2 separate regions of the Mus musculus genome follow, and region 1 is linked to region 2. A link is a loop called in an ENCODE intact Hi-C map of the cell type or tissue named here. Cell type or tissue: left cerebral cortex. All regions are shown on one strand. Links, peaks and the distances in the headings refer to the core of each region. The heading gives the core; the rest is flanking DNA. Region 1 overlaps Sptbn1 (spectrin beta, non-erythrocytic 1). Region 2 overlaps Psme4 (proteasome (prosome, macropain) activator subunit 4).

The links. A loop is a pair of places that touch in the nucleus more often than their neighbours do. Peaks named below come from ENCODE experiments on the same cell type or tissue, not always from the same donor. Only the 100,000 strongest peaks of a DNase experiment are listed, where the experiment ranks them.
Region 1: it touches region 2 in a loop (2.8-fold over the local background); 6 of 42 quality-filtered maps call a loop at or near these places.

What each region holds. Positions count from the first base shown.
Region 1 is chr11:30,101,393-30,104,208 of GRCm38, reverse strand. It overlaps Sptbn1 (spectrin beta, non-erythrocytic 1), which reads left to right. Exons shown (of 35, transcript NM_175836.2): 33 at 788-961; 34 at 2,554-2,596. Among named protein-coding and RNA genes, the nearest start is that of Eml6, 77 kb to the right of the region's middle. In left cerebral cortex, for the core only: no CTCF peak of the experiment used is centred there; a DNase peak (open chromatin) is centred at 1,455; H3K27ac peaks cover 1,346 bases.
Region 2 is chr11:30,819,838-30,822,653 of GRCm38, reverse strand. Psme4 (proteasome (prosome, macropain) activator subunit 4) reads right to left here. Exons shown (of 47, transcript NM_134013.3): 18 at 2,511-2,726; 19 at 1,581-1,738. It also overlaps the pseudogene Gm12103. Among named protein-coding and RNA genes, the nearest start is that of Psme4, 49 kb to the right of the region's middle. In left cerebral cortex, for the core only: no CTCF peak of the experiment used is centred there; a DNase peak (open chromatin) is centred at 1,349.

The DNA.
Region 1 (2,816 bases), core at 281-2,780, 720 kb after region 2:
AGTCTCCTGAAGTGAAGTGACCTCATTGTAGGGTTCCTAGTAGGATCCGGCTTTCACAGGTACTCACTCCTCCATATGAGTCTTGAGATGACCATCTCCCACCAGTCTCTAAGTTTATTATTTAGCTGATGAGATAGTAGTGACTCTGAGAGGTTGTAAAAAAGCATACTTTTTTAGACATCTAGTAAATAGTAAAACTGAGATGAAAACCACATCTAATTCCAAAGCTGGTACAACTTAGCTGGTCTGCCATATGTCTAGATTACTGTACATGTGGAGTGTCTACTGTACAAAGGACTTGTGTCTGTGTTGGATAAGGTAACGGTCTGATGTTCTCATTAAGTTATCGTATACTGACAGTTTGCCCCTTGGGTATTGTTGGCACACACCTGAGTGTAGCTCCCCAAAGGGATACCATAAATACCAATGGCCCTGGATCTACCCTCTTGTCAGTAGCTGAACCCCAGAAAGAATGTCACTAAGTCTGGGGGAGATTGTGCTTGAGAATAAGGAGCCTTGTCTGTGTTCCTGAACATGAGTGAAAAGCTTCAAAGGCCGCATGTGATAGAAGGGACAGCAGCTCACGTGTTCTCTGATGCAGAGCCGTATCCCTCCCCAGCTGCGCCTCAGGCATATGCGCTGTTCCAAAGAGGCTGAGTTCAGGGCTAATATTTGGTATAGGTTCAGTTTAGAGAGGCTTTGAATAAGGGGTAGCCTGTTTGTGAAGATCTTTCAGCAAAGGTGAGCGCAGAGCCTTAATACTTCTTTCTCTGCTGTACCCACTCAGGTCCTGGCACAATGTATATTGTGTCATAAATAACCAAGAAATGGGCTTCTATAAAGATGCCAAGAGTGCTGCTTCTGGCATCCCCTACCACAGTGAGGTCCCTGTGAGTTTGAAAGAGGCCATCTGCGAAGTGGCCCTTGATTACAAAAAGAAGAAGCACGTGTTCAAGCTAAGGTAAGAGTTTTCAAGCTCATGGCTGTCTGGGTGTGTTCATCTCACAGAGGTTGGCTTTCCCGCTAAGGTACTGTGATGGCCGTGCCTCCTCCTACCATTCTCAGTCCCTAAGAAAGTGAATATCCAGTCTGCACACAGCCTACTGAGACTTGCTGGATTAATTCTGAGGAACCAAGGTCACTCTTCCCTGGGCCTGGTTGTGCACCTGGACCCAGAGGAAAAGGAGCCTTCATTTCATGACCTGGAACACACTGTTCCCCGACACTGCTGTGGGCCATAATTGTCACAGTATATAATGGGAGCTTTAAAGTCCCATTTTGAGTCCTTCTGGCTTATGCAGACTAAGGAATTACCATGTTTGCTTCAGATAGGTACTGTGAGTCATCCTAGAGCCTGAGGAGACAAACAGGAAGTACTTGGGTGGGACAGGCCATCCTCCCCAGCTCTTCCCACACTTCTGCATCCAAATGACTCCTCCTTGTGGAAGACACCCCCTCACACCACATCCACACGCATGCTCCTTGTGTTTGGATATTGGCAAACCATCTCATTTCTCAAAGTGTAAAAAGATAAGGCAAGGGGGTGAGAATGTGCTCAGTGGCAACAGTTCCTGCTGCCAAGCCTGATTATACAGCTTTCCTTCTCAGAACCCACGTGGTGGAAAGGAGGAAAGGAAAGGCTCTCTTGCAGGTTGTCTTTTTGACATTCACGAGTGTGCATACATACATATATTTTCAAAATACATTTTGTCATGAGAGTCCCAGATAACTTGACCTCTTAACTGTTCCATCTTAGCACCCCCTCCATGGACCTCAGAGTCAGTTCCTACTGCTGCACCCATAGTACCAGACATCACAGTGCCACACTGATGGCCTCCTGGGTGTGACTGCTTTCATTTCCATAAGAAAAATCTAGAGGTCTTTTTTTTTATTGTCAGTTGGGTAACTCTAGAAATTGCAGATGTGGAAGACACAAACTCAGAAGCTAGAATTTCAAGAGTACTCACCTTTTTTGAAGTTTTCTCTTGAATTCATTTCTGGTCAGAAATTAAGAATCCAAGTGGTATTGGCCATAACAAAGCCAGACCTTTCAGAGGTTGAATTTTTTTTTGATCCTTCTGTTGGATTAAAGCACCAGATTGCCTGTGTATATTGGATTTATCTGGTGAATGTGTGACTTCATAATGACCAGGGGCCATTGTCGGGCCAGTGCACATCTCCAGGCCTGGTCATCAACCCATGGAGAGCTCTATTGACATCTCTGAGGTAAACCCATGGCCTGCTTGTGACCCACCCTAGATAAGGGGATCATGGGGTTTTGTTTGGTTGGTTTGGTTTGGGTTTGTTTTGTTTTGTTTGTTCTGTTTTGCTTTTTGAGACAAAGTTCCTCTGTGCCTGGCTATTTTGAAAATCAAGCTATAGACCAGGCTTGCCTCAAACTCACAGAGATCCACCTACCTCTGCCTCCGGAGTACTGGAATTAAAGATGTACACCACCATACCTGGCCTGTATTTTTAATTTATATTTTTTAACTTTCTAATATGAAATTGTTACCTACATAATTATAAAATGTAATTTTCTTGAAATTACAGACTAAGTGATGGAAACGAGTACCTCTTCCAAGCCAAAGATGATGTAAGTTACTACTGGGTTTTGTTTTCTCAGATACCAAAGCTCATGGAAGTATTTGTGAGGTGTTCAACTGTCTGGTCTTCATAGCCACCAACACTAGACTAAAAGAAGAAAATATCATCATGTTCCTCATTAAAGGAGGGAAACTAGAGCAACATCCACTAGATTCACTGGAAACTAGGAGCAAGGAAGGCCCTTGCCTGCTGCTCCTTAGAGCAAGGCA
Region 2 (2,816 bases), core at 171-2,670:
TAAACTGGAACTGATGGTCCAGAAAGCTGACTCTGATTTGGACTACCTTCAATATAGGCTGGAATATGAAATCAAAACTAATCACCCTCATTCAGCAGGACAGAAAAATGCAGTTGCAATTTTAAAGGAATTATCAGCAATAAGGTCTCAATATCAAGCTTTATATGCAGCTTTAAGGCAGTTTCTGTTGAGCAAAGAGACCAAGAGCTGCATTTGTGGTATTTTGAACAAGACAATGACCATGATACAAGAACTACAAAAGCAAACAAACCTGGAGCTTACTCTACTGACTGAAGAAGAGAAAGCTGTGACAGAGCAATTAAGTCTCACATGCCAGACTTATAAAACAGAATGTGAAAAAGGAACTCTGATGGAGAAAAGATCAATTCCAGAGATTCAGCAAGATGTCTAGAGGTTGGGGGCTGATGAGGAAGTCTGACATTTTCCTTGACTGAGAGGATCATGATGCATTTCATGAGGAAATTGTAAGAAGGGTAGATACCATAAGACTGAAAACCAAAAGAATGGAATGGGAATAAAGAAACGTAAATACTGATATATATATAAAGCAGTCTAGCACACTGTATAAGTCAGTGTTAGTCAATGAAACCTCTTCCTCCAAATCTTACCTATGTCTATTAAAAATTTCTGGCATTTGATAAACACTAAATTTCTTATTATTATTTCTGGAACTTTCAAAATTTTAAACTATAAAGGCCCAATGGATTAAAAATAACTATTTCTTGTTAAATGCCTATGGGAAATAAAGAAAATCTCAGTTAAATAACCTCAAAAGTCAACAATGAAAGCTACTAAAAAGAATGGATTTCTATGTTCAGTAGAGAGATATTTCCTTTGAAAGGAATATACCTTATCTATACTTTCCAATACAAGCAAGTAGAAAAGTGTTTCTGCCAAAAAACTGGGAGGGTAATAAGGGGTCAGTTTTTCTATTTAAGATGTTTAGGGAAGCAGAGAGTTCCTGGTCTATATGGCGAGAAACTGTCTCAAAATAAAACAAAAACAGAAAAATAAAATATACACAAACAATAGAAAAACCCTAAAATGTTTAGATGGGGCTGAATTATGAGTACAATGTCTGTCTAGCATGCCTGGGTTTGATCCTCAGCCTTGCGTGACCCAGGCAGGACAGGACAGGAATCAGAAGTTCAAGGTCTTCAAAAACCCAAGCTAAACCACACACCCAAAACAAGAGTTGAAACATTCACGAATTTTGTTACATAGTGTTCAATGTTTTTCTCAGTACATTTAATGCACATTTTAAAAACAAACACTGATTATGTTTATGTATCATGGGGCTACAGATGGCTCAGTTCCCAGAAACCACACGGCGGCTCACAACCACCAAGTCCACGTTCCAAGGAACCCAAAGCCTTCTGTGATTTCTGCAGCCAGTAGGCACGCACATGGTATAAATATGCAGGGGAAGCACTCATGCACATAAAATCAAAGAAACCTTCAAAAGAAGATTTAAAAAAAAAGAGGAAAATACATACATCAGATAACAAAGTTTGGGGCAGGCACTGAGGTTTGACAAATAATAATAGAAGAAAACTAACCTAGACATTTCAAGTTCTCCATCTCCACAACACTGGAGTTTGATAAGCTCAGGCTGAAGAAAGGAGTCTAACAAATAGAAGGCAAAAGAGACTTCTTCTGAAGAAGGAACATGCCACTGGATCCCCAGATTCCACAAATCTCCAGGCTTACCCCAGTCCTAGAAAAGAGAAGCTTTTTATTTAGTTGTTAAGCTGGAGAAAAACATGTATATACAATACTTCTAAAGTTTAAAGGCAGACATAGAAATAATATGAGCCAATATGTGCAAAAGAGACTCATAAAAAATTCATTTTTATTACTCCTGAATGTCTCCCTAAAAGCCACTTAATAAGCATTTACTGTAGGAGAGAAAGCAAGTTTATATGAAGCCAGCTAGTTCAGGATTAAAATTATATATAACTCTTGAAGTTAGATATGGCATAGCCACTGCAGAAAGGTAGAAAACTACCCAGGCATTAGCTATCACAGCACAGTAGTAGTTGACACAGGAAGATCACAACTTCAAGGCCAACCTAGGCTACATAGCAGGAAGGAAGGGAAGAGTTTTAGCTCCATGACAAGTTAAAAAGCACAAGGTTACTACTACATCCCAGTAACAGCTTTAAACACTGTACTTTAAAACAAGGAATTGGAGCTGGAGAGACGGCTCATCAGTTAAGAGCACTGAATGCTTTCCCAGGGCATAGGGGTTTACATTCCATCACCCATGTAGTGGCTCAAAATCCTCTAACTCCAACTTCAGATCCAATGCCCTTTTCTAGCCTATGTGGTACCAGGCATATATATGCTTCAGGCACACTTAATAAATAAACAACAACAACAAAATTTTTCTAAAGACTGGACATTTCTCTACACAGCAAGGAGAAACATCTCTGATTAACTTAAGAACCCAATAGAGTCTTTAATTCTAAATGGCTGAAAATGCTTGCCTTGACAGGGAAGTATTCAGAAGGCGGCTTGTTAAAGCCCCCCGGAACACTGCAGTACTCTGTAGGGTAGATTAGTGTGGTAGAACGAAGAAGATGATGCAGAAGGTTGCAAGACAGCGTGTAGCCCTGCTTACAGGTCAGGTGTAAGGTTCGCTGGAGAATCTTTACAAGCTGCTCCCTATACAGAAGTAACTTCTTCCCGTCTACACGAGTAATCTGAAAAGACAGGGAAAAATACTTGAAGGCATTTGGTTTGAATCTAGAATAACCAATTCAAGGTTCATTCATACTTGACACTGCAGTAGC